2 separate regions of the Homo sapiens genome follow, and region 2 is linked to region 1. A link is a loop called in an ENCODE intact Hi-C map of the cell type or tissue named here. Cell type or tissue: Calu3. All regions are shown on one strand. Each heading gives the region's core, and the rest is flanking DNA. Links, peaks and the distances in the headings are about the cores only.

Region 1 (12,622 bases), core at 1,184-6,183:
GGATGCTTTAATTGGCCCAGTTCTGTTGGGAGGTCACCTGAGGTGAACATTAAGAAATGGTTTGGCAAGATGGAGACTTATTGGTGAAGTTCACAAGAACTATTTTGTTGGAGTGCTGAGGACAAAAGCCTGATTGAGGTGGGTCAGGGGAAAATGGGGAAAGAAAAGAAGGAAACAAAGTATGGGCAATTCTTTGGTGGTGATTTGCTATAAAAAAGGAGTAGATATATGGATCTGTAATTGATGGTAGGCCTGGGTCAAGGAATGTTTTGTATGTTTATTTTAAGATTAAAGATACTACAGCATGTTTGTTTGAGATCGAGAAGAGAGGGAAATTTTGATGATCCAGGAAAGAGGAACAATATTGAACAACAGAATCCTTGTCTGAGCAGGTGAAAGGGGTCTGGGTAGAGAGTCCAAAGGGAATAGGGGTTGGAAGAGCAGGAGCAGATGCTGGCAGGACACAGACATTCTTATGATAATCCTGAGAAATAGGTAGGGCTTGAGTCATTATCTTTATTTCAGAGATGATAAAACTAAGATTCAGCTAAATGATTTGCTTAAGGCCTCACAAATACAAGTAAGCAGCGTTCAGATTGCTAGTCTTCTGACTCCAAGTCTTGGGCTACTGATACTACACCAAGGTTTCCATATATCCTTCATTTTTTAGTGTGACTGAGATTGATTCAGACCTGGACTTGGGACCCAGAGCCTGGGATTCTTGTTCTTGCACTGTCACTGGACTCTGGGTGGTGTGCAACTTCTCTAAGCCCCTGATATCTTGTTTCTAAGATGGAAACACTTATTAACTGTCAATCAGGTGTGTTTTAAGAATCAAATGAAATAATGCCTTTTGACTGTCAACCCTGTTTGTTGTCTATTCGCTATATATGTAAGTGCTTTGTAAATGGAGAGTGCCTTCTATACAAATGTAGGATGATGATTCATATGGTTGTATCTCAGGCTAAATAGATTCAGAAACTTGCTAGGCAGAGCTATTTTGAAACGTGTGGCAAGGACCAGAATTCAAGCTTTTCCTTGCTTATGTAACATGACAGCGTAACTAATGTTAAGCATCAGAAGATTTGATGTTGAAGTAACTCGGTACTTGTAGTAATAGTGAGAATCACACCACTTCAAAAATGTGTGAAAATTACTTAGAGGATGCCAATCTGTCAACACAGATGGAGGACAGGGGTTGAGGAGAAAAGAATTTGGGGCAAAGCTTTTAATGACTCTTAAAGGTCTAAAGTTTTTCTTTTTCATGATTGTCATCAGCACTTTCTCATACATTATAATAGTACATATAGGGAATGCAAATCGATTATTTTAACCCACATCTTATACTTTAAAAATCAGTTCATGGTGATAGGAATTTTACTTAAGAGTTTGAACAGTATGAGTAAACTACCATGTATAAGTTGTTTCAATTGGACACCATTCCATTTAAGAGCATTTTATTGCTTTGTGTGTATATATTTTAAATGTTTATATCACATTGTATTATCATTCAGTGAACAGATGATTATTCATGCCTTTGTGTACTTGTCATGGTATTATAAAGGATGGAGTTTAGAAAGCTAGTTTGTTTTAAAATCCTTTCTTTTCATAAATATTACTTGACTTCCAAGTACAGCTAAATGTTGCAAATTTAATGACAATTTTCTTTGTAGAATTGATTTAGTAACTTAACACATTCTTAGTATTATGTAAAATATTCTAAAATAAGTTTTATCATAGAATCACTTGCATAATCATCTGGTAAATAAATGTCTTGAATTCCTTTTTGAGTTCCATTTTTGATGGATATTGATCCATAACATTGGCCTCTTAGGTTTTTGGTTAATAATAAAGTGTTTTATTCAGTAATATATCTTAGGACAAATGTTATTGGTTCAAATAAGAAAAATAGGATGCTAAGAAATATTGCTAGTAAGCGTTATTAAAGGAATATTTATAATATTTTCATTAATCTGGACAGATTGACAATTTTCAGGCTTTCTTTATGGATCTTCCTTAAGTTTGTTCTGGAAATTTCTTTGTGAAATTATCTTGCGTCAACATGTAAACGGAGTTTCACCTTTTATTTCAGGGTGGTGATTCCACTGAAGCAACTGCCAAACCAAAGAGAAGTTTTTATGCTGCCAGGGATTTGTACAAGTACCGACACCAGTACCCAGTAAGAGTATAGAATGCTATGTTTTAAACTGTAAACTATTTTCCTTCTGTTTTTAAATTTTTATGGTGCCACTGAGAAAACATGCATGAAGGGTCCTTGTATCTTTACTGTATTTCTATGTGCTGGAGATTGATTTATTTTTTCCTTTAGCAGAACTTCAAAGATATCCGATATCAAAATGACTTGAGCAATCTTCGTTTTTATAAGAATAAAATTCCATTCAAGCCAGATGGTGAGTAACGTACTACTTGATAAATTGCACTTTAAATAATCACATACACTTGGTTATTCTTTATTTTGTGGTTTGTTTCATTGATTGGATTTACTTTGCTATGCAGTCTAATGTGTCCCCTTGGTAAATTCTGGAGGAAGAGCTATGGATTAATGGTATCTTTCTTATTTACATTGCTATTATCTGAAAGATAGTAGGGACAATTTTTGTGACAGGAAGAGAGAGGAGATGTATAGAACCATAGAATTTTAGGTTATTAAGGAACAGTAGAGAAGATCAAATTCAGCTTTCTCATCTCAAAGATTAGGTCACTAGGACTTAAAGCTTAGGTCACTCGATTGCAGGTTCTAGAGTCCACTGTTCTTTCCATTGTGCCATAGCTGAAAACTATTTAGCATGTGATTGAAAAGTGCTGTTTGTATTTAGAATTATCTTTCCTGTCAGTTTTCAGATTCAGTATCAGCAATCTACAGCAATCCCTGTTTGGAGTTCCAATATTCTGGGAAGGGAACTGCAGATACAGTAGATCTCCATCCAACTCTGCCAAATACACTTGTCTCCTTCCCAACTCTGCAATTGCCCTCCTAGGATATTTTCCAAACCCATAGTGAGAAGATGCAGCTGCTATGGTAATATGACCACAACATTGCATATTTCATTGAGGCATCATGCTGTGGTTCATGGTGGTCATCCTAATTTTATCCAGGTCACCCTAGGAAAGCTGGCTTCTCTCCCAAGAGCCCTTTTCTGTGTGAGGTGGTCAGACTGCCCTGGCTTCTGCTATTTGCTCTCAGTGGAAACTGAGCCAGTTCCACAGCAGTGTGAGTCACAGAAGGAAGGAGATAGACTGCAAGGCTTTCAAGTGGCAGGACCTTGCATTCTTTGGTGAACTAACTCGAGGCAAGAGGTCTAAAGCCTGGATTGAGTTTGGGAGGAGGGAGTCCCAGTACTGTGTACCAACAGACCTACCAGTTGGGAGTTAATATTTGAGAACATCGTTGACGTGGCCAGATCTACTTGTCTTTAACTTTCTGGTGTCCTGAAAGTCTGCTGTGATGTGGAATGAAACCTCTGGATAAAATTGCACAGTTATATTTACTAATGATAGAAATGTGCTGCTTTATTTACTAATGGAAAAATATTGGCCAAATTATTCATTTTGTTAGGACTTGGGGTAGAAAAATATTTTGAAGAAATGCAATGATAGATTGTTAATTTGAGTCTGATTTGAATTTCATACAATTTTCCTAAAGGAATGCCTTCACATATTAAAAATATTAAACATAAAGCTATGATAGTATTTAACTCTATTTTTTTCTACTAGGGAATTTATTTTGTAAATATTAATTTAAAAAGTAATTTCAAGCAATATATTGAATTTTTGGTAATCTTTACTACAAAGTTTATTTTGAAATCTTATGATTGGTGGGGGTCAGAAGTTTTAGCTAAGGTCAGATAAAATGTTTATCCTAGTTTATTATACAAATTATATCAACTCACTTTCCTCCCTAGTATACACACACACGCACACACGCACACACACACTACTTGCCAGTAAGCATAATCTTGCAATGGTATTTATTTATCAGGCAGGAGGAGTGGTAGTTGGAAAGGAAAACAAATGGAAAATTACAGAGGTAAATGGTTTCAACATGCCAATAAAGCCAACATTATGATTCAAAACAACTTTTTACCAAACCTTCCGAGAGTGGGCCTCTACTACAAACTGGTGATCTCTGGAGGAAACAAGAATGAGATGAGTTATGTTCGGAGAAATATTATATTGCTATTTTATTTTCTACAACATTGACTAAATGGCTAGTCAATTGTAAGGACCTTGACAGACTTAGGAACAGGAGGATTTTGTTTTTGTAAGTTCTTGTAGAGGAAAAGTGGACAGGGTGAAAAGGGCTTACTTCTTGGAACCAGAAAGACCTATGTTGCACTCAAGATTTACTTTTTTACTAGTGTGTAACTTTGAACAAATCTCCCAGTTTCTTCATTGTTAAAATGAGGATCATAACACTGGCAGCATTCTGTGAAGACTAAGCTGGAAAATGTGCGCTCTGTGTAATATGGGCACAGCATGTAGTAAGCACTTACAACTTTTTCCTACATTTTTCTTTTCTCGTTTTCCTTCTCCTTTGTTTTCTCCTTCTCATTTCTTTTCTTCTATTTCTACTCCCCTTTCTTTCTTTTTCCCTAGGATGCAATTCATTTTGATCCAATTTAGCATTTAAAGAACTATATAACTCCTAGGACTGGGATTGGCAAACTTTCTATACAGGGGCAAATAGTAAATATTTTGGGCTTTGGGGGACAGTGGGTCTGTATTGCAACTACACAGCTCTGCTACTGTAGTACAAAAACTGCCATAGACAGTACATAAATGAATGTGCATAGCTATATTCCAATAAAACTTTATTTAAAAAACAGCTGGCAGGCCACAGTTTGCCAAGCTCTGCTTTAGAGTACATTGTCCAACAAAGCCTTGTGCAATTTGAGGTGCTATTAATTTTTTTTAATTAGATTTATCACATAACCGAATATATGGGCATAGGGTATTCATCTTTTTAAAAGCACTATTCTTGTGTGCTATTATTAAATTTAAACAAGTTTTCATATAAAACTCAAGTGATTCGAATCTTAAAATGCCTTCACAATGTTTGAAATGTCTGGTTCATTTTTAAATATTTACTATTTAGGTGTTTACATTGAAGAAGTTCTAAGTAAATGGAAAGGAGATTATGAAAAACTGGAGCACAACCACACTTACATTCAATGGTCAGTTACATATTATCTATCTTGAACCATGTCCTATTTAATCATGTATGTTTTCCAGACAACGTTAATAGAAAAATTTTATTTTTTTAAAATAAATAGGCTTTTCCCCCTGAGAGAACAAGGCTTGAACTTCTATGCCAAAGAACTAACTACATATGAAATTGAGGTAATGCAAGCTCATTTCATTTTATACAGGGTGGCCAAATAATATTGCTATTTCACTGTCCTTGTAGCTACTGAATCATTTCAGGTGACTTTTTTCATTTTTTATATTAGGAATTCAAAAAAACAAAAGAAGCAATTAGAAGATTCCTCCTGGCTTATAAAATGATGCTAGAATTTTTTGGAATAAAACTGACTGATAAAACTGGAAATGTTGCTCGGGCTGTTAACTGGCAGGAAAGATTTCAGCATCTGAATGAGTAAGTAAAGCCCCTGTGATAAATCAGGGGCCAGCACAGTTATTTTCCCTTGGTCAGAGTTCTCTATGAAACGCAGGAACAACTAGCAGATGAGATGGGCCCAGGAATTTGGATTAAAAAGCTAGTCTGAAATGCATTACATTCCTGTACCACATTCTAAAACAAAACAAAACAACAACAAAAAGGAACAAAATTCTAGGTAGAAACACAGCTATTCAGCTTCAGACCTGTTTCTCCCTGAAACCTTCCTATTGCCCACAGCCAAATGTTGCTTCTCTCCCTCCTCCTTATGCCACATTTCTTTGAGTTTATTGTTATTGCTTGTGTACAATTCTGTGTATTCCTTCTTGTAGGCTGTAAGCTTCTTGGGGCACAATCTGTTTCTAAGCATAATGCCTTCTTAAGATTAAATTCATGCATTAAGCCTATGATGTATAAAAATCATTTTATAAGAATGAGATGGGCCCATAGTTTTTACTAAAAGAGAGAGAAAATTACACTTGTCTTCACTATTAAGGTAAAAAACAAAAACTCATTTTTGGGTAATAAGTCCCAAAACTTATGAAGAACATTTTAACATAGTTTATTTGGAATTGTTTTGCTGTATTCATTTGGTTGGATGTTTATAACTTTTGTTAATACTCATAACCAAAGTTTATTTTTCTTGATATTTTCTTCATATTCACTGTCTATTTTCTTTTTAATTATAGTTAAATTTTAACTAATTATAGTTACATTTAAACTAATCATAGTTGAATTATTTATGAATGCTGGCCTATACAGCCACCAGCTTTAAAGTACTTTTAAGCATATTATAATTAGCTAAACTGAGCAAGTACTAAGAGCAAAAAAATTAAAACTAACCTAAGCAATTTTCCTTTGGCCACAGCAGTCTACGTTTTGTGCATCAGTTAACTATTTTTTTATGTGTTTTTATAGAACTTTCACCTTGCTTTGGTAAGATGGGTATAAATATATATATTTTTAATTTTATTATTATTATACTTTAAGTTTTAGGGTACATGTGCACAACGTGCAGGTTAGTTACATATGTATACACGTGCCATGTTGGTGTGCTGCACCTATTTACTCGTCATTTAGCATTAGGTATATCTCCTAATGCTATCCCTCCCCCCTCCCCCCACCCCACAACAGACCCCGGTGTGTGATGTTCCCCTTCCTGTGTCCATGTGTTCTCATTGTTCAATTCAGATGGGTATAAATATTAATGTTATAAGAAGTAAAAAGCCTTCTTTTTACTTTATTACTTATAATCAATGATATTAAAATGGTAGTTTGTACTAAAACGCTAAAGATATGGGCATAAAGCTTTATATTCCTGACTAGAAGATCCATTAACTCATAACTCAAATTTGACTTATGTAGGGCACTTAAAGCATAGGTATATATACCTCTACCTAAGCAATACAGGTAGCTAGCTCTGGACAGAGTTTCTAAACACTTATATTACACTGTGAAAGAGCTACATGCCAGCAGCCTATTGACATGAAAGACAGCAATAGTAACAGTAAATCTTTTGAAAGGATTTGATAGTACCTCATCTTTCATGTACTTAACGACTATCATTTTAGATACCTCAAACTTGTTATTTTTGGTTGGAATAGCAATCTTGCTTAATAAATTTTTATTGAATGAATAAATGATTAACAAAATATGGTCTTCAGCTTAAATCCTCCTTGGAGTTTTGTTATCATATCCTCTGATTTATAGGTGGAAACAGAGTCTCTTTTTAAGGCTTTAATTAAATGATTTCCAGGGTTGAGGCAGGGGAAGGGAGCCTGAACTAAGTCACTTCTCACTCCTCTGCCCCATCCTTTCTTTCTGCCACCTATTGTCAGCATAGAGCTTTTCCAGCTGTGAATTAACTGCCTTAGAATCTGCCAGAAAACACTCTGTTTCTTCTCTAGTTTAGTTGCAAAAAATCTTTACTGACTAGATTTGAACAAATGATAGAGGATTCTATGAAAACGTCTGTTCTATTTTCTTCTTCAATTGGGTCCTTTTCTGACTTATTCTTAAATGTCATAACTTATTTGTATTTTAATGTATATGGCATCTTGAGTAGTTTACAGTAGGCAGGGAACTCAATATATTTATAGTAGCTAAGCAGAGGAAAAATATTGAATCAAAGTAAAATAAAATAACATTGAGTGAACAAGCGACCTTGACTAAAAGAGGCAAAATATTTTCAGACATGAGAGTACAAATATATGGACCAACCACTAAGAGGTGTTTTCAATTTTGTTTGTAATCAACTTGGATTACTGAGCCATATTTAGACCCTGGGGAGCCTTTTAACTTTTATTTTTTGTTTCCTGGTTCTCACCTTGTATGTCTTCTCTCTTTACCTACCTAGACTTCTTGCAATTTCAACACTATTTGCTACCCTTAACCTCTGTCTGGAACCTCAGCTTCTTTCTTTTTCCTATAGTGTAACCCTAAGATGGTTTATACATTATAAGGATTTTTGCCACTCTCTTCTATACCATTTAGTCTTTCACTATGACATTTATTACAAATCATACTGAAACACCCAATTGCTTTATTTTGTAGTTTTGTTCTGGGATACTCATCATCATTTTTTAACCCAAGTCTTTTTCCTTTTATACTGTTGTGTAAATATTTTTAATTGGAGCATATATAGATATAGTAAATGTGTACAGAAATTTTAACTTCAGCATTCATCTAAGATTGGCTATATAAAATTGAGCTGGTTGCAAATATAGTAAATTTTGTTTAGTCATAGAGCTCCTCTTTTTTAAAAAAAGAATTCTTCCACCTTTTTATACATCTTTTTCTCATAGATATATGAGGCAGAATTGCCCAAGGGTTTTGTCAGTAAGTATTTAGAGTATGCAAACTCCATAGGAATGTAACAACTAAGTTGTTCCTGCTGTTAGTGACACATTGTCTTAACTGTACCCAAATTTGTATTGTCTCAAGAGTGTTACTTCCTATTCAAAAATACAGATGTGTAAAACTGAGACATCTGTGCTGCATTTTACCCTCTGGGCTTCACAGTTGAATGTTAAGACAATAATTTTTTAGTAAACATCCAGAAAGATGAAGATGATGAACTGTTGGGCTTAGCTTTTCCAGTGTTTGGTTAGTATGAATCATTAAGGTTTTTGTTTTGTCCAAAGAAACTTTCTCATTGAAACATAAGACCATGGAACCATACTCTGCCATCCCTTAATTCATCAACATCTTTCTCCCTGCTTCCCAAGTAATTTGCTAATTATTTCAAAGTAAAATCTTCAAGCATTTTTGGAAGCTAGGACAGGTATATATAATGTTTGCAGAAAGTTCCATGTCTGAGATATAAAACAGGCTTTAGGAAGTTAGAAATAAGTGATGGTTATTGTTATGTGGCAATATTGGGTAAATAAATACCTGGGCTGTTGACAACACCTATGATTAATACATGTGGCTGATGATTCTTTTGGAATTTGACCAGGCATGTGTAATAAAGCAAAGATTGAGCTGAGTGAGTTTGGGGAGTTACATTATGAATTGTGACAAAATAGATTTGGAAAACATTCATCCAGTAATGGCATTAGTTTTGTGATAGAGAGGAAAGATGTTAGTGTAATCTGGGGGAAAATGTACCCTTGGAATCAAGACCATTAGAAATAAGATTTAAAATTATCAGATAGGGAAAGAGGAGGAAAGAATGACCAGAGATTGAAGAAAATTAGGTTAAGTTGGATAGGTACAAATATGGTGGTCCCTAATCTCGTATCTTTAAATGATAATACTAATAGTTTTAAATAGTATCTAGTACTTATCGAGTTCTATATACCCAGCATGTGTATCATCTCATTTGATTCTTACAACAGTCCTGTAAGTTGTGGGCACTTTTCCCCATTTTACAGATGAGGATATTGAGACATAGAGAAACATAGTTTCACTTAGCTGCTAAGTTACAGAGCCAGGGTGTGAACTCAGGTCTGACTCCAAAGCCCATGCTCTTAACTGTTAAACTAAGCTCTGCTAAATAAGTCAGTTTTGTGTCCTTTGTCAGAACTGTTTTAGCAAAGTAGAGTAGTTTTTGCCGCCATCCTTATGAGTTGGCTTACGTGGTGGATTTTGCTTATCAGCTGGCACTATAAATTGTACCAGTCAGCTGTTAGCTAATGTGTTTATGTTTAGCAATGGTTACCTCTGATGAGTACAGTACATTGATGTTGGTGCAAATAAATGCTCTGTTAGATCATTCATCTTCAGTGTATTTTCAGTAATAAGCAACAATTTGACAGTGGTAATAAATTTAAACCTAAATATTTTTCTAATATGAAGAACTCAACAGACAAGGGAAGTTTATTTTATACATTTGACTTTCACATAGATTGACATTACATTGTGGCCTAAGGATTTAATACCCTCTGGTTTATTCTTAATGGTATCAAATATGGCATTAGGAAGTCATTACACAGCATATTTCCATGGCTTACATTTCCATAAAAAATATTTTCCCAATAGTTTTCATTCTCCTGCCTTCCTACACCTGATTTCCCCCACTCATTTTATTCAATCCTCTCTTCCAGGTCCCAGCACAACTATTTAAGAATCACTCGTATTCTTAAAAGCCTTGGTGAGCTTGGATATGAAAGTTTTAAATCTCCTCTTGTAAAATTTATTCTTCATGAAGCTCTTGTGGAGAATACTATTCCCAATATTAAGCAGAGTGCTCTAGAGTATTTTGTTTATACAATTAGAGACAGAAGAGAAAGGAGAAAGCTCCTGCGGTTCGCCCAGAAACACTACACGCCTTCAGAGAACTTTATCTGGGGACCGCCTCGAAAAGAACAGTCGGAGGGAAGCAAAGCCCAGAAAATGTCTTCCCCTCTCGCCTCCAGTCATAACAGTCAAACTTCTATGCACAAAAAAGCCAAGGACTCCAAAAATTCCTCCTCAGCTGTTCATTTAAATAGCAAAACAGCTGAAGACAAAAAAGTGGCACCAAAAGAGCCTGTGGAAGAGACAGACAGGCCCAGCCCAGAGCCCAGCAATGAAGCTGCCAAGCCAAGAAATACAGAGAAGGACAGTAATGCTGAGAACATGAATTCTCAACCTGAGAAAACAGTTACTACTCCCACAGAAAAAAAGGAGAGTGTATCTCCTGAGAATAACGAAGAAGGTGGAAATGATAACCAAGACAATGAAAATCCTGGAAATACAAATTGCCATGATGTTGTACTAGTACAGTGAATTATCAGAAAACCCAGAAGCCAGTTTAGGCTAGAGAGGAAAAAACTACTGTATCATTTATCCTAAAGAACAGAGATGAGGTCAATTTCAAATTTTAGCCATCTGTTTGTGATTTCTGTCATAAGCATTTTGTTGTTTGTTTTTTTATTTTGGATGACAATGAATTGAATATCTAATAAGGAGATTTAAGATAAGACCCAATAAATGAATGTATTCTGTAATGCTTTTAGGATGTGAATTTTCAAATTTTGTATATAATAATTACTTTGAGAATATTTTCAGAGTATCTAGAAATTACCATGTAGTATTTGGTATACAAAATACATTCTTTTGAGACATTATAGTCTACATGAAGGAAATCAAGAGGATAATTTCATTGGATTGCTACACTTTTACCTGATTTATGGCTTTATTTTACTTTATTTTATTTTATTATTATTTTTTGAGACGGAGTCTCTGTTGCCCAGGCTGGAGTGCAGTGGCATGATCTCGGCTCACTGCAACCTCTGCCTCCTGGACTCAAACGATTCTCCTGCCTCAGCCTCCTGAGTAGCTGGGATTACAGGCGTGTGCCACCACGCCTGGCTAATTTTTGTATTTTTAGTAGAGACGGGGTTTCACCATGTTGGTCAGGCTGGTCTCAAACTCCTGACCTCATGATCCACCCGCCTCGGCCTCCCAAAGTGCTGGGATTACAGGCATGAGCCACCATGTCTGGCTGATTAATTTTTTTTTTAACTGTAAGAGTTTGATCTTTTCAAATGTGTTCAGAAACTAATTTGGATTCTTTGATTCTAGTATCTCAACGTGTTTATTTTTAGATTCTGATAAGTGAAATGGATGTCCTTGTGGAGCTCTGGCCTCCCCAGCTTATCTATCAGTCCTGCTGTCCTCACCTCCTTGCCTCTTTCCATGCTTACCCTTAAGCCACCATCTTTCTCAGCTAGCGTGTGTGTTTCTAGTGTAGTTGGCCCTCCATATTCAGGGGTCCAGCATCTGTGGATTCAACCAACCGCAGATTGAAAATATTTGTTGGAAAAAATGGATGGTTACATCTCTACTAAATATGTGCAGTCCTTTTATTTGTCATTATTCTCTAAACAATACAGTATAACAACTATTGACATAGCATTTATATTGTATGTATTAGGTATTGTAAGTAATTTAGAGATGATTTAAAGTATTTTACATAAGGGACTTGAGCATTCCTAGATTTTGGTAACTGCAGAGGGTCCTGGAACCAACCCCCTACAGATATCAAGGGACCACTATACACATTAGGATGATCTATATTGAAATCTACATGGAACAGAGTGGGACTTCTAATTGTATGACTTCAAGATTTTGCTTTGTTTAAATTAATAACTGTTTTCAGAATTAAGTGCTTAAAAACAAATTTGATTGAAAAGTTCAAGACAAGAATTTTGCTCTCTATGGCTGTTCCATATAAATTTGATGGTTGATTCTGAATGTAAATGACTGAAGAATTAAAAAATAAGAAATTCCTTTTTAAAAGGCATGCCTCTTGCACTGTGAACAAGACAGTAGTCCCTTAAACCATGAATATGTCAGTGTTCTATGGATTACGAAATTAGTAATGTTGCTTAGCCCAAACGTGTTTTTTAAAAAGTATAGTTTTGTACATCTCTAAGTTATCAAACTTCAAAATTGAGAACAAATTTAAAAGTCCATATATGCAACTCTAGTAAGCACTTAATAGGTTACATAGCACTGGTTAAGAACAATTAATTTTGTTTCTATATTATTACTAAT
Region 2 (16,668 bases), core at 6,364-11,363, 200 kb after region 1:
ATCCCTTCCACATCTTTTCAGAGATCCTTGTCCTGATATACTGATTTATCGTGCAATCCTGGGTAATTTATTTAACCTTTCTGTTTCTTAGTTTTCCTGTTTTACAAAGATGAGCCTTGATAAGCCCCAAACTGCCTTCACACACCTTGTGAGGATCAAGTAAGACAAAGTTTGTGAAAACACTTTGTTGAGTGAAAAGTGCCAAACTAACGTAAGATATTATTTTTATTGCAACACTGTTTTCATTGAAACATCATTCCTAGATGTCATTGTCTTTATACAGAGCTATATGGTTTTAAAAATATTGATTTCTAGTTGGATAGACTAGGATACATGTAAGAAGGAAAATAGTGGTAACTATTGTTATTGACCATATACCATTTGCCAAGTACAGTGCTAGGTGTTTTTGGTCTTATCTATTTTAATCTTTACATCTATTCTGCAATGTAGGTTTTACAGAGACTCAGAGACATAAAGTATCTTGTCCAAGAATATATAGTTTGTAAGTCACAGAACAAAGGAGTGTGTTCACTTCTGTTTTATTGCAGAGCTGTGATGTTCAACATATGCCTTCCTTGAGATGCTGATATATTCCAAATAGTTTTTGCATTTTTTTTCTGGTAATATCATAAATATGTTTCCATCCTATGTACTCCCTGCTCATGACAATCATGATGTATTGGGCAGCCTTTTAGGATGCTAACCAACAATCTCCTCCTCCTGGTAATAAGATTCTGTAGTCTACTCCCCTTGAGTGTGGGTTGGACTTAGTGACTTGCTTTTAGTGAATAGAATACAACAAAGGTGATGGGATATCACTTCTGAAATTAGTTTACAAGAGACCGTGACTTCTGTCTTGCTGGCATTTGCTTGCTTCCTCAGTTTAAGGAAACTAACTGCAGTATTCTGAATTACCCTATGGAAAAGCTCATACGACAGAGAACTGGTGGCAGCCTCTGACAACAGCTGCCAAGGACCTGAATCCTGCTAACAACTGGTGAATGATCTTGGAATCAGATCTTATCCCAGCTGAATCTTGAGATGACTGGAGATACAGCTGACACCTCGATTTTATCCTGTAAGAGACCGTGAGCTAGATAGAGGACCCAGCTAAGCCATGCCTGGATTCCTGAACGACAAAATTGTGAGATAGTAAATGTTGTTTTATCCAGCTACTGCATTTCAGGGTCATTTGATACACAGCAATAGATATCCAATACACATGGTATGTACCAAGAAGCATTATTTATGAGACTCTGCTGTGCAAATTATTGATGAATGAAGAAATTATCTCTGACATGTCCAATTTTCTCACCTAATAAGCAATACCTAATAATAGCTGAAATTGGTACTCATGTCACTCTGAGTCTATGGCATTACTTACTATGCCATGCTGCTGTGCAAGGGCCTTTAGTGGAGGATGAGGGTGGCAAGGCTGCAGTTTTAATGCTCAATGTACAAGTGAAAACAAGTATGAATGTTATATCTGAAGATAGATTGGTAGCAAATACTTTATAGGCCGTGTGTCTTAGGGGGCTTCTCAAATAATAACAGTTAAGTTAGCTGTTGCTCTGCTTGGATATATAGGTACTATGACCAAAAGCAGAGATTAATTTTTGTTTTCTGAAAGGAGTCAGATAGTGCATATTTTAGGCATGGCAAGCTACATATGGCCTGTGTTGCATATTATTCAATTTTTAAAATAAGCCTTTAAATTTTTAAAAGCTTTCTCAGCTCAGAGGTCTTATAAAAACGGTCTATAGGCCATATTTGGCACAGGCTGTAGTTTGCCACCCCTGACTAAAGTTAAGGTAACCCTCAAAGACCATGGATTAATTTTAGTTCTTTATAGGATTCCAAGAGTGAATTAAGCCCCATTGTCCTAAGTCATCTATTGCATGTAATAAATTAACTTCTCACCTGTGGATCTTGAATGGTGTTTGCTATATAAATACTTGAAAAGATTGAGTAAATAATCACTCAGAATATTTTTGTGCTTTGTGGTTCAGATGACAAGCTCTGGTTAGGAAAAGCTAGTGGCACACATACTCATATGATTATTTATTCAACAATCATTAAATAAGCAGTAACTATATGCTAAGTGTTAGATTATGTGCTGTGAAATTATCTCAAAAACATCACCATCATACAGAGTGAACTGCAAGAAATTTTGAAAATAACTTAATTTCTGAAGTCATGCTCTAGCAGAAACAATGTGATGAGCCTAATAACTATTTCTCTTTCACTTGTGTAATATCCTTGCTACAGGATAAGAGCATTTTTTTTTTCTCCACGAGGCTGTGATCTGTGCAGACCTATTGATAGTTGTCTGAGAAATAATAAGACCCCCTAACAATACATGTCTTTAGTAGACCCAGATTAGACCTAATCTTTACCCTGTCACTAACTATGTGACTTCTAGCAATTACTTAACCTCTCCAAGATACCATCTCACCATCAAATGGAGAAAATAATACTTATTCCAGTGGATTGTTGTATGAATTTAAATGAGATAAAACATGTAAAGCACTTGGGCATAATGCTTCACAAGTAGAAAAAGCTCTGCAGAAGTACAGGCATACTTCGTTTTCCTGTGCTTTCCTTTCTTGGGCTTCACAGATACTGTGTTTTTTACAAATTGAAGATTTGTGGTAACTTTTCATTGTTCAAGTCTATTCGTGCTATTTTTCCAACAGCATGTGCTCACTGCATGTCTTTCTGTCACATATTAGTAACTACTGCACTATTTTAATAATATTGAAAATTTTGAAATTATTTATATGAAATAATTTTGAATAAATTAACAAAAATCTTCAAATAATTTTGATTAAATTATTATATAAATAAAAATTGTTTCATAATAATGAAAAATATTTTTTCATTATTATTGTGGTGATCTGTGATCAGTGATCTTTGATATTACTATTGTAATAGTTTTGGGGCACCGTGAACTGCCATAATTGAATAACATAATTGATCAATGGTGTGTGTGTTCTGACTGCTCCACTAAATGGCCATTTCCCCATCTCTCTGCCTCTCCTCAGGCCTCCCTGAGACATAACAATATTGATATTGGCCAATTAATAACCACACAAAGGCTTCTAAGAGTTTAAGGGAAAGGAAGAGTTGCATGTCTCTTACTTTAAATAAAAAGCTAGAAATGATTAAGCTCAACAAGGAAGACATATCGAAAGCTAAGATAGGCCAAAAGCTAGGTCCCTTGCACCAGTTAGTCAGATTGTGAACATAAAGAAAAACTTTTTGAAGGAAATTAAACATGTTACTCCAGTGAACACATGAATGCCAAGAAAGAAAAACAGTCTTATTGCTGATATGGAGAAAGTTTGATGGTCTGGATAGAAGACTGAACCAGCCACAACATTCTGTTAAGCCAAAGCTTAATCCAGATCAAGGTCCCAACTCTTCAGTTCTATGAAGGCTGAGAGAGATGAGGAAGCTGCGGAAGAAAAGTTTGAAGCTAACAGAGGTTGGTTCATGAGGTCTAAGAAAAGAAACCATCTTTATAACATAAAAGGGTAGAGCCGAGCAACAAGTGCTGATGTAGAAACTGTAGCAAGTTATTCAGAAGATCTAGCTAAGATAATTTATGAACGTGGCTACACTAAACAACAGATTTCCAAAGAAGACAAAAAAACCCTCTCTTGGAAGAAGATGCCATCTAGGACTCTTATAGGTAGAGAAAATAAGTCAATGCCTGGTTTCAAAGCTCCACAGGATAGGCTGACTCTCTTGTGAGGGGCTAATGCAACTTGGTGACTTTAAGTTGATACCAGTGCTCATTTGCCATTCCAAAAATCTGAAGGCCCTTAAGAATTATGCTAAATCTATTCTGCCTGTGCTTTATAAGTGGAACAGCAAAGCCTAGGTAAAGGAAATCTGTTAACAGCATAGTTTACTGAATATCTTCATCTCACTGTTGAGACACATTACTCAGAAAAAAAGATTCCTTTCAAAACATTACTGCTCATTGACAATGCACCTGGTCACCTAAGACCTCTGATGGAGATGTATAAGGAGATTAATGTTATTTTCACGCTGCTAACACAGTGTCCTTTCTGCAGCCCATGGGTCAAGTAGTAATTTTGGCTTTCAAGTCTTATTTTTTAAGAAATGCATTTCATAAGACTATAGCTGCCATAGATAGTGATTTCTTGATGAATCTGGGCAAATTGAAAACCTTCTGGAAAGGATTTGCCATTCTAGATGTCAGAAAGACCATTCATAATTTATGGGAGGAGGTCAAAATATCAACATTAACAGAAGTTTGGAAGAAGTTGATTTCAACCTCTGTGGATGCTTTTGAGGGTTCAAGACTTCAGTGTAGGAAGGAACTGTAGATGTGGTGGAAATAGCAAGAGAACTGATATTATAAGTTCAGCTTGAAGATTGGACTGGATTCCTCCAATCTCATGTTAAAACTTGAATGGATAAGAAGTTGCTTCTTATGGCTGAGCAAAGAAAGTGGTTTCTTGAGATAGAATCTACTCTTGGTGAAGATACTGTGAACAGTGTTGAAATGACAACAAGGAATCTGGAATATTACATAAACTTAGTTGATAAAGCAGTGGCAGGTTTTAAGAGGAGTGACTCCAATTTTGAAAGAAGTTCTCTTGTGGGTAAAATGTTATCAAACAGCATCATACACTACAGAGAAATCTTTTGTGAAAGGGAAATTCAATCAATGTGACAAACTTCATTGTTGCCTTATTTTTAAAAAGTGCTGTAGCCACCCCAACTTTTAGCAACCACCATCCTGATCAGCAGTGGTCGTCGAGGCATGACCCTTTACCAGCAAAAGATTAGGACCCATTCAAAGCTCAGATGATCATTAGAATTTTTTAGCAATAAAGTATTCTAAAATTAAGGTAAGTACATTTTTTAGACATAATGCTATTGCACACTTAATAGATTGCAGTATAGTATAAACATAACTTTTAAATGCACTGGGAAACAAAAAAAATAGTATGGCTCCTTTTATCGTGATGTCTATTTTATTGCAGTGGTCTAGAACTGAACCCACAATAACTTCAAGTTGTGCCTTGTAACTATTATTGTTTTCAGGCTCACTTCCATGATGTCAGGGGCATCAGATACATGCTCTTATTTTTTTCTAAAGTCAGATCCAATACTACAGCCAATAATTCTGTATGAGATGTATTAATAGAAAGGAAAAATCTATAGTTTTCTCTAATTGCATTCGTCTTCTCAGAGAACTGGGCACAGCTATGGGGGGTAAAAAATGCCTAACAGACAATCTCGCATCTTGAAAATATTTTGTTTTAGAAGGATAGTTTGATTTTTTTCCTCAATGTAATAAGTTGGCTGCAAAGAATGGGGAAGGAAGGTGGGGGAAGCATAAATTTCTGATTTTAATTTTTTTTTGTTGTTTATTTTTAGAGCTTCTCTCTTACAGAAAAAAAGTGTTTGCTTTTTTGGATTCTGAAGTAAAAATAACAGAACGAAGCCTTAGTGAATTCTTATACCGTGCCAGGCTCTGAACGCTTTATGCTCAAACAGCCCTCTGAAATAGGAAAGCTTTTATCCTTCATAGTTTTATAAATATGAAATTTGATGCACAGATTGCCTATGGAACTTACCCAAGGTCATCTGGCCTGTGTGTCAGTAGCCCAACTATGAATCCAGGTAGGTTTACTTCAGAGCCCAGCTCTTAATTCCAGTACTGTACCACTGTTATATAACAGAAAGATTTTCTGAGTTACAGATGCAATTTTAAATATTCTTGTAGTCACACTTAAAAAAGGAAAAAAGAAATGGGTGCAATTAATTTTAATAATATATTTTTATAGAACCAACTATGTCTAAAGTATGACCATTTCAATATGTAATCAATATAAACATTTTAATGAGATATTTTGTATTTTTTCATACTTCACTTTTAAATCCAATGTGTACTAAATGCTTCTGCAGATCTCAATCTGGACTTGCCACATTTAAATGCTTCATAGCCACACAGGGCTGGTGGCTGCCCCACAGAAAGCACAGCTTCACCATCTGTGCAGCTAAAGTCACTTGACATTCTATTTATATCTTCTATGTTTACATAATCTTTATTCTTTTTGTTTTGGTATCTTCAAGAATGTAGAGACCAGAGCACTAAAACTGAAAGTAACTTTGGGGGCCGGCGGGGAAGGAAGAAAACCCGTAGTAATATTGTTATTGTCTAGGGGTTTCTAATAATGCCTACAGAAACTGATGCTCTTAAGAGCATTTTCTCAGATTTCTGAAATCTTTTGAGTTCCATTGCATGCCCATTTAAGAACATGAGGCTCATTTACCATATTTCCCCCTTGGCCAAGCAGAAATCTAAAAATAAACTCTTAGTTCTTAGGTTTGACCTAACTCTTTATATAAATATCCGTTTGCAGTTGTTATTTTAGAAAAAAATTCAATCCCCTAAGTCTTTTGGTTAAAACTTTAGGAAACTGATTTCTCTCCTGAACACTTCCTTCCTCTAAACCACATAGAGTTTGGGATGTGGGGGAAGGAAGCAACAGTCACATTTTATTTTGTTTTTTGTGTTTCCCACAAGAGAACAAAAGAGACAACCCCCACTCCACAAAATTTTTCTGCCATTTCCCTTTTCACCACCAAATTTTAAATGATGATTCGTGTGTGAAAAATTGGTCCCTTGATATAAAATTGAACTGTAAACTTTGTAGAGCTTTGGTCTGAAAAAGAATATCTTATCAAGTTTGGAAGTGCCCTATGGAAAACTGCCATGTCACATTTTCCCCTTTCTGTATCTCTGCCAATGTTTCCCCAACACCCGATGCACAGCAGACAGCAATAGAGAGTGCTTGTTGAAGTAAATTTCTTTTAATTAATTGGGGGAAATTCGATACAAATTTTGGATTCACTATTTTAAAAGAAAAGTGGTTTGTTATTTCCAAGTATATTGATGGAAACAGGAGAAATATTTGCATGAGAAAGGAATGATTTGTGAGGAAGAAATGACCTAAAGATGAGTTGGAAACTACTGGAACTTACAAGGCTCATCAGCTTCTAGGGGGTTCCTCCTTGACCCTATCTTTAAATGAAATTTTAATATAAACAAAATGTAAAAATTAAAAATAAAACAAAATATTTAAAAATACGTGTACAATTTTGGTCAAGAGAGATGTTAAGGTAGGTAGGAAACTTAGCAAGAAAACATGGTTATATTTAACTGGATTAGAATGAAGGAATATATATATATGTGTGTGTACATATATACATATATAGTCATGCATTACTTAACAATGGGGATACATTTTGAGAAATAAATCATGAGGTGATTCCACCACTGTGCAAACATCATAGAGTGCTTACACAAACTTAGATGGTATAGCCTACTACATGCCTATATGGCATAGCCTATTGCTTCTAGGCTATAAACCTTTGCAGCTTGTGTCTTTACTGAATACTGTGTGCAATTGTAACACAGTGGTAAGTTTTTAATATGTAAACATATCTGAATATAGAAAAGGTAGTGCAAAAATACAGTATTATAATCTTATAGGACCAATAATCTTACAGGAACACCGTCGTAAAAGAGGCCCATCATTAACTGAAATGTCATTATGCAGTGCATGACTGTGTGTGTGTATTTGTGTGTATTTGAAGACATATCTTATACAAAACAATGGATTGGGAAAAATATATGCAGTCAGAATGCCATCAGAAGACATGTAAGTGATATTCCTAATGTACAAATGACTACTAAAAGAAGTTGTAAATAAAGAAAAGAAAATGGGCCACAAACATTGTATTTTCACTAGTGAATCAAGGAAATGAAAAATATAAGAAAATTAGATGGAATATTTCACACACCAGATAAGCAAAAATTTAAAGAAGAAAACACTGTCCAACATTAGTGAAGTAGGCCCTCTACTTAGCTGCTGGGAGTGTGACTTGCTCAAACCTTTTTAGAAATTAAACTGGAAATGGCTATTACAATTTAAAACATCATACACTTTTATTTAGCAATCCCAATTGAGGAATTACCAGTACATAAACACATGTCTATTAAAGGGTTTATTACTTATAAAGTAAAAGCTCTGTAATAAACAGGTGATTTTTCAGGTGGCAAAAACCTGAAAACAAGTTGAATGTTCATTACAGAGGGAATAGTTGAATAAATTATGATATGGTAATAATATGGGACATTATAGATCTATTAAAAATAATGATGGCCGGGCACGGTGGTTCACGCCTGTAATCTCAGCACTTTGGGAGGCCAAGGCAGGCGGATCACAAGGTCAGGAGTTCGAGATCAGACTGGTCAACATGGTGAAATCCCATCTCTACTAAAAATACAAAAATTAGCTGGGTGTGGTGGCATGTGCCTGTAATCCCAGCTATTCAGGAGGCTGGGGCAGGAGAATCGCTTGAACCCAGGAGGTGGAGGTTGCAGTGAGCCAAGATTGTACCACTGCACTCCAGCCTGGGCAACAGAGCAAGACTCCATCTCAAATAAATAAATAAAATAAATAAAAATAAAAATAATGAGATTTTGATGCATTATATAGGATGGTTAGTTTTGAGTGGCAGGACTCTGAGATTCTCCTGGCTTTCCCCAAATCACAATCTGGAGGAGAAAAGAGGGGCTTCCTCTTCCTGTCTCAAAAGCTATGCCTACCAAGCCTCACCCTTCCCATCCATACACAGAAATTTTTCTCTCAGTATCCAGTGGCCATGATTGGGACATTAAGTCTCTGTTTCAGGCCCAGTGTGGTGACTCACACTTGTAATCCCAGCAGGTGGAATGTGAAAAGGTGAGGCAGGAGGATCACTTGAGCCCAGGAGTTGGAGGCTGCAGTGAGCTATGATCACACCACTCACTCCAGCCTGTGCAACAGAGCCAGACCCTGTCTCTAAAACAAAACAACCAACAAGCCTGAGCTTCAGCAGCATTAGTGGTGGGAAATCAGGCCTTCCTATGGCATCTTCCCAGTGGGAGGTAACTTTCGCTGTGTGGTTTGAGGGACAAATCAACAGGGCACCCAGGAAGGTCTGTCCCATCCTGGTTTGAGAAGCCCCACTGTGCCCTCATCCAAAAGGAAGATCCAAGTACACACTTGGCTTGGGTTCTCCCCACTCCAGTTATCTTCTGGTTTCAGTCAGGCTGAGTGCCTGGCATTAATTAGGTACCCCAAATCTATTGCTTTTTCCTTTCATCTCATGCTTTTTAAAACTATTACAAAACTATATATATATTTTAAAAAACTGTTAATGTTAATTGAATATAAGATCCTAATGAGTTTAATTTGGTTATATAGTTATTTTAAGGTAGTGGAAATACAAAATGACACCATAATTTTAAAAACTGGTGGAAGGGTCAATAAGTCATCTGGCCTTATTTGGTTAGAATGCTCAAACAGAGAATTTGTACCTGAAAACATAAAGTGTAATTTAAAAAAAAGCCAAAAAACAATTTTAAGTAAATATAGTAGACTTTATAGAGATTTCCATGGACTGATAGCTACCAACAACATTAACACTAGCTATTTTTGCTCAAAACATTTTATCAAAGTATCTTTCATACCTGTGTGTAGGTTGTATAAAATCATAATTACTATTAAGGTCATATCTTCTCATATATATCTTAGAATTTAAAGTGATATTAATAAGCTGGATAATTTCCTTTAGGTAATAAATTTAACTTCAAAGAACATTTAGTGGCTTCAAATAAGAGTCTTCCTTTTAGGACATTGATTTGTCACTGTTCCAAAGTATGTGATGTTGACTTTGAAGGCAATTCCAAAAGAGGAGTTTCCAAAAATATTTGGACAATGATAACATCAATCAAATTAACCCACAGCCTCCCAAGATGACTACTTAGACTGAAACAACATTCATTTAAATGCAAAACTCTGGCATGTTTGTTAAAAATTAGTAACAATATATAATCAGACTCGAGAGAGAGTGAAAGAAAATAATTGGAAGTGGCTGGGCATTGTGGCTCATACCGGTAATACTAGCATTTTGGGAGGCTGAGGTGGGAAGACCACTCGGGCCTAGGAGTTCAAGGTTGCAGGGAGCTATGATGGCACTCTGCACTCCTGCCAGGGTGAGAGAATGACACCCTGTCTCTAAAACAAATAAACAACAAACAAAAGAAAGAAAGAAGGCAGTTGAAACAATTCAGGAGTGGGGAAGCTTCCACCTTCATGTGGTGAGGCATCAAAAATTTTAATGGTTTCTGCTGTTAAAATCTCCATTTTTCTGGCCTTGTTCTAAAATACTAGGGACTATGTTTCTATTTTTATTTATTTCTATGCTTACATTTTCAGGCCAGCAGTTAAATTCCTTTATTTGTTCATTTTTACGTCATTTCAAATAGAGTGTTTTAGGCAAAACTCCTCTCTAATTTTATTCCATAAAGTTGCTCTCTTCTTGAGAGTCCATAATTATAGTTTCAGGGCAGATAATGTTTTTCAATAAAGATTAAAATGAGTATTTTTTTCAGGTTTCCACCCTGGGCTGCTGTGTGTCCTACAACTCCAGGGGTAGGCTTGCCTTGCTCTTTTCAGATGACCCTGCACACACCACTTACTCCCAGTACACACAAATGGTACTCCCTGGGCCTGGGGATGCAGTAGCTTTGTCATACCTAATGTTATTTGTTGTGCTATATGTTTCAATCTTTAAAGCCTGAGATCCAAAGGGGAGCTTGCATAGCCATAATTATAATTTTTATATGGTTCTAAATACTTTGTCCACGATACTTCGAAAGTGATGTTCATGCCTAATGAGATTATTGTAAATAAATTATATTTTATTTTTACAGAAGAGTATGTTATTTATAAAATATGAAGCTAGAAAAAGATGCAACTTATTTTCAAAAAGATATATCAAGGAGAGCAAACGTGGAGCACAGATGTCAATCAGGGAGTCAGGCAACTTCTTCATTGATTGCTTCATGAAAACACATAGTGTTTAGAGGATTTCTGTCCAAGTAAAGCCATTTAATAAATAACTCCTATCCCAGAAATAGTGTTCAGAAATCTCCATTCTGATTTTCAATAGTCCCCAGCTTCTCTTGCAGTTCAGTTGGCCTAGATGAATGCTCCACCAATGACCACAAGCAGAGGAACAAAGCGAGCTTCAGACCAAGGCTGCTAACGGTCTCAATAGGTTCCCTCCATGTCTCTTCCCTGCTGTAGTAGCCCAGGAGACTCTATGCTCCAGACTTTGTTGCTCCAAGATGAGGAAAGGCTTCCTGACAGAATCAGACCGTGATGTGAGCTGATCTAGAATAAAACCTTTGTTGGATTACTCTACTGAGATTTGAGGGTCAATTTGAGACCATTAAGGCCCAGCCCATCCTAAGATAACAAAATATATGGTATTTGTAGATAGGGTATTTGATCAAATTATTACAAAACAATATGATCTGGGAAAACATGATCCATGTCCCCTTTAATTCTCTGCCTTTAGAGATTGTTGTGTAGTGTGTTTCACTTCAGGGATTTATTAAATAATCTGTGGAATGGGTACGTAACTACAAAATATACTATATATTGCACCACTTTCAAAGAAACATGGTATAATAAAATATCCAGCATTTTAAATTATATGGAAGAGAATTCACTTTACCATATATCTTAGGTTCTAAGTCACACCTGATTCCACATCTTAACCCTCTAACATTCAGATACATCTTACACACAATAGCATCTTAGATTTGATGAAAGATTTTATTTTTTAGCACTTGGAAGCACATTTAGATCCTCTATAACCTTCAGTTTATTATTATATAACTAGATTATCATTAACCTGTAATAATACTTGTTAACAGAGTGTCACACCATGATCTTTTTAAGTTGCAACAGCTACCGTAAAGCTGTTTCTTATACCTGTTCTGAATGTTCCATCCTGACTAACTCTCCATTTTTTGGAGTTCCGATCCTATCACGTGTTTCTTCCATTTTTACCCTTGCTTTTCACATGAGACTTTGCCCTCTGCATTGCTTTTCCAGCTACAACTTTTGTATCTTAACCACATTCTTTTTAAAATGTGGTCTCATAGAAGATTCAGTTTCCTCCTCTTCTTGCTCACCTTGGGCCTTGGACCCAGGGACCATGCTCCTTTGCGCTCAGTGAGGCCTCTTATTGCTGAGTCTTCTGCTGTGTTTATTCAAGCCCCGTGGTTCTTCAATATAAAAACCTCAGTGCAGTTGGGGAGAAGGTTGTAACAGCAATAGATTGCAAAAAACATCATTGCCTTCTTTGCCAAAGTTAGGTTTAATAATCAAACTTCATAACACTCTGGAAATTCCAGGAATACTTGAATTATCAAGCAATTCTCACAATTATTGGCCTCTTCAGAGGACCCAGAATCCCCAGGTAAATACAGTCTGAAAAATCTTGTTCATGAGTTTATCATTTAACAAATAGGCACCTTTAAACTTACCACACATAGTTTTATAGACTCAGCCTTGAAGCCACTAGCTGATACTCTGAGATCCTGTAGGAAATTACTACTTCATAAAGGTACTTTTTCCCCTAGAGAACCAGGATTAATATTTCAATAAGTTTTTTGAAAATACCATAGTAGTAATTTTTTTCCTTAGCGAAAATAAACTGAAGTGGGACCCAAAAAAATCCTAAATGTTTATTAACAAAAGAATAATTATGTATGTTATTTTCAAACTTTGTGATCGAATGAAACTATTAAAATAAAAACTAGAAAGCCAATGTTGATACATGAAAGATTACCATGAAATAATGTAAAAGAAAGCAGAGCGAGAGTTTTCTCTACTTTAAGGTTAAAATCACAGCCACAGTTCCAGAGTAAGGACTTTAGCTCTGGGGGTTGCTTTGAATTCAACTTAATCTAAACATTCTCTATTTTTTTAGATGGACTAACTGGGGAATGAGTGCTGTTGGGGATTCTATTTCTGTGACAACTTAAATAGCACTTCCAGAGAGGCAATAGTTGAACATATTGGAGTTTGTGACTGGTACTGTCACTGAGACTCAAAAGAAATATGGGCTAGGGAGGATGGAGAGGGTACAAGGGCTGTACATGCTGCTATTGGGAAGTTCGCCAAATAAGCCAGAGAGAGCACCATGATTCATAAGCTTGGTGCAGCGACACTGGTAGAGGTTTGGGTGAGAGGTGAAGACAGGAGGCAAGGGTAGAGGCCATTTTGATTGCAATATTTAGCGAATATCACTTGGATTTTCTTCAAACTCAACCTCTCTCCATAGCCTTTTCCCCCCATTCTCAAGCACTTGTGCCAAGTTTGAAGAGAAGCTAAAAATGGAAAAGAAGTCACATAAATGAGCTGAACAATGTGTGTGTGTGTGTGTGTGTGTGTGTGTGTCTGTGTGTGGATGTGTGCGTGCTACAAAGAAGGTAAGAACTTTCTGTCTTGTATTCTAAAAAGAAGTTTTGATAATGTTGAGAGTAGAACCATTTTTCTATTCAGAGTAGTAAAGGCTGGTATAGAAGTGAGGCCAGACTCATTTCTATTACAGAGACTCAAGCTGTGGTCAGAACAGATGCAATTAGATACAAGAGAGGAATGGCATGGCCATTTGGAAACACATCGTTCCTGAATTAAATGGGAGAATACCTATTTTGCCACTACATTTTTAATGTGTATATTTACTACATATTGTCTAGGGAAACATGAGTTATATAACTACATAAAGATACACATAGCAGAAGACGCTGACTAGGACTATTCTTAAAGTCCTGGAACATGTGAGAGTACTTTGAAGTTGTAGACTGTATACATTAGTTGTTAAAAACTTGGGCTTTAGAACAAGACTACCTGGGTTTGAGTCCTGGTTGCACCACTTCCTGATGTAACCTTCAGCAGATTCTGTAAACTTCTTTGTGCTTCAGTTTCTTCATCTTTAAAATGTGGTTGTGTGAGAATTAAATAAGCTAATACATATAACACGATAAGAATGGTTTCTGGCACGCAAAGTTTAGCTGTGAGGTGGTAATAATGACTGTGATCATGACAATGACTAGGGCTCAAAGCTGATGAAATAAAAGCCAGTTAATGACCTGTATTTCAAAGAAAATATCCAACAATTGGATCTAGGCATCTCTATAACTCATTTAGAAGTCTTGCCTTGTGAGCTTCAGTGACTACATAAAAACTCTTTGCCTTCTCTCACAGACATATTACATACACACACACACACACACACACACACACACCCACACACATATATACATATTTGAGACAGAGTCTTGCTCTGTTGCCCAGGCTGAAGCGCAGTGGCATGATCTTGGCTCACTGCAACGTCTGCCTCCTGAGGTTCAAGCAATTCTCCTGCCTCAGCCTTCCAAGTAGTTGTGATTACAGGTGTCTGCCACCATGCCTGGCTAATTTTTGTATTTTTAGTAGAGACAGGGTTTCACCATGCTGGCCAGGCTGGTCTTGAACTCCTGACCTTGTGATCTGCCCACCTTGGCCTCCCAAAATGCTGGGATTACAGGCATGAGCCACTGTGCCTGGCCTACATATATTATTTGGGGGTACTTCTGGGTACTATTAACAGAATGCAGAACAGTCGTAACACAATAGTGATTTACATTTTGCTCACATAAAATCCATGTGTGTATTATTGGTCAGCAATGGCTTTTCTCTATGGAGTCAATTAGGAATCAAAGCTTCTTGCATTCTGTATCTTGACCATCCCTCAGGGCATTAAAGTCCTCTTCATCCAATTGCAGAAGAGAGCAGAGAGAAGTTACCGCTTCTTAAAGGCTTGGGCCCGGTGCAGATACATCACCTTCATTTGTATTTCATTGGTAAGACCAAGTCGCATGGTCCTACCTACATGACAGGGGGGCTGGGAAACACAGTCTTTGAATGGGTCATGGTCTCTTAGAGACATATATACATCACGAAAGGGGAGCATGCATTTTCATAGGCAGCTGGCTCTCCCTTCAACAAAAGCAAAGAGGGAGAGAGATTTGAAGAGAAATCGTGAATTGCAAGAAGGGGACAACAGGCATCTCATTCTTGACTAAATGTTTATTGAGCTGCAGAACTGGTAGAGCCACCCGACACATCCCCTGGACAGAACATGAGGGAGATCTCAGGAGATCTTGATGTTTGTTCCCTGGAGTTAGGGGTCCAAATGTGAACATGAAGACTGGTGCTTATTTCTCAGCCGGTCATTTCATAAGGCAGAAGCCTCACTGGAGCAGCTGCATCAGTGGAGTCACCAGGGTTGTAGGTTACATGGGAGGAACATGAAGGGAACATGGCCACCTGATGGACTAACTCCTAGTCCATCAGGGGTCCCACACAAGGACCTCAGGAGCTGCCATGGCTCAAGATCCTGTCTCAAAGAAACAACAACAACAACAACAACAAAAGAAGGTGCATAACACTTGAGAAAGAGGCAGCAGAAGATGTAGATGATATGGAGCTGTTCAGATGATGCCCTCCCTTATGGAGGGGTTTGGAGGCATAGGTCCCTGTTGTAGCCAAAACAGAGATATGGTTGATCCTTTCTGAAGGGTTATTAAGTAAAGGAGAGATCACAGCAAAGCTGAAGAGTGCCCCTAAAAAATTGTGCATAACAATTATGTAGAGAGTCTCACATTGGTGGAGACTTCGAGAAATAGATTCTAGGGTCACCTTCCCTCAGCATCGGGCAGCCAGCTATGTATGACCCCTGCCATTTCTTCTATTTCTTCTTCCCATGTGACAGCTCACTGGAAGAGGGATGGGATGAGTAAAAGAGCAGACCATGTCTCTTAAGAACTACAGACACCCCCAGGTTAAAGACTAAGCCTTAGCTATGGGGAAGAAGAAATACAACAGTAGAATTTGAAATGTGAAGAGTTGAATGAGGCTGTTCTAATATCTAAAAGGGACCAGAAAGCTACAACATCTTCCAGAGATACAATTAGGGGATTAAAAAAAATCTTCAGATTATGGTTAAGTACAGTGATGGGAACAAAACAAAAATCAGAGCCCCCACCAACATATCAAGTATGTCCACATCAAGACAAACCTGCTGGGTAAACAGGTTTCCTAAATGCATAGGTAGAAAAGCCGGCATGCGGACTGGAAGACACCATTTTCTCTCTACTGTCTGAACTGATTGACTCATATGGAGTCCATTAACTCTTATTTGCCAGCTTGGGTTTACCATAGAGAGGAAGGGACTGTGTGCCTGTTAAGCTTTGTAACATATCAGAGACCAAGTGGTATTTTTGTGGGGCATTTGTAACTGAGTACATCAAAGTGCAGACAGAGGGAGGAAGAAACTATTTTTCTTTTTCCATATGGCATTGAGAGCCTTGGTGCTGGTAGGATTGACAGAGACCTGTTCTTTGGAGGAGCAGAGACCAGGGAGAATCTTGGGAATTTAAATATTTAAGAGGGATATTTTAGGATCCAGGAACTCCTTCACAAGCAAGTGAGGCCTTAAAGCTAATGAAATTCAGTTTGATGATTTAAATGTTTTCATTTATATCTATAAACTGGTGAGGCATTAGGACATATGGAGTTCAAGGATGAATAATTAAGAGGAATATTTATTCATCATTCATTTTTATCAAAATATTGAATACCTACTATGTGTCACACACAAAGTTAGATGTTGGGCGTACAATCAAGGGTAAAAATTTCATGTTCAACTGGGCTAAATTTGTGAAAACAA

Evidence for each region. A loop is a pair of places that touch in the nucleus more often than their neighbours do. Peaks named below come from ENCODE experiments on the same cell type or tissue, not always from the same donor. Only the 100,000 strongest peaks of a DNase experiment are listed, where the experiment ranks them.
Region 2: it touches region 1 in a loop (3-fold over the local background); 2 of 110 quality-filtered maps call a loop at or near these places.

Annotation. Positions count from the first base shown.
Region 1 is chr6:71,291,201-71,303,822 of GRCh38, forward strand. OGFRL1 (opioid growth factor receptor like 1) reads left to right here. Exons shown (of 7, transcript NM_024576.5): 2 at 2,093-2,179; 3 at 2,333-2,411; 4 at 5,117-5,195; 5 at 5,295-5,361; 6 at 5,472-5,617; 7 at 10,186-12,622. The coding sequence ends at 10,849. All of the region lies in intron 3 of LOC124901339 (a long non-coding RNA gene), which reads right to left. Among named protein-coding and RNA genes, the nearest start is that of OGFRL1, 8.7 kb to the left of the region's middle. In Calu3, for the core only: no CTCF peak of the experiment used is centred there; a DNase peak (open chromatin) is centred at 3,261.
Region 2 is chr6:71,490,062-71,506,729 of GRCh38, forward strand. No RefSeq gene overlaps it. Among named protein-coding and RNA genes, the nearest start is that of LINC01626, 77 kb to the left of the region's middle. RefSeq lists an enhancer at 5,974-6,173. In Calu3, for the core only: no CTCF peak of the experiment used is centred there; a DNase peak (open chromatin) is centred at 8,770.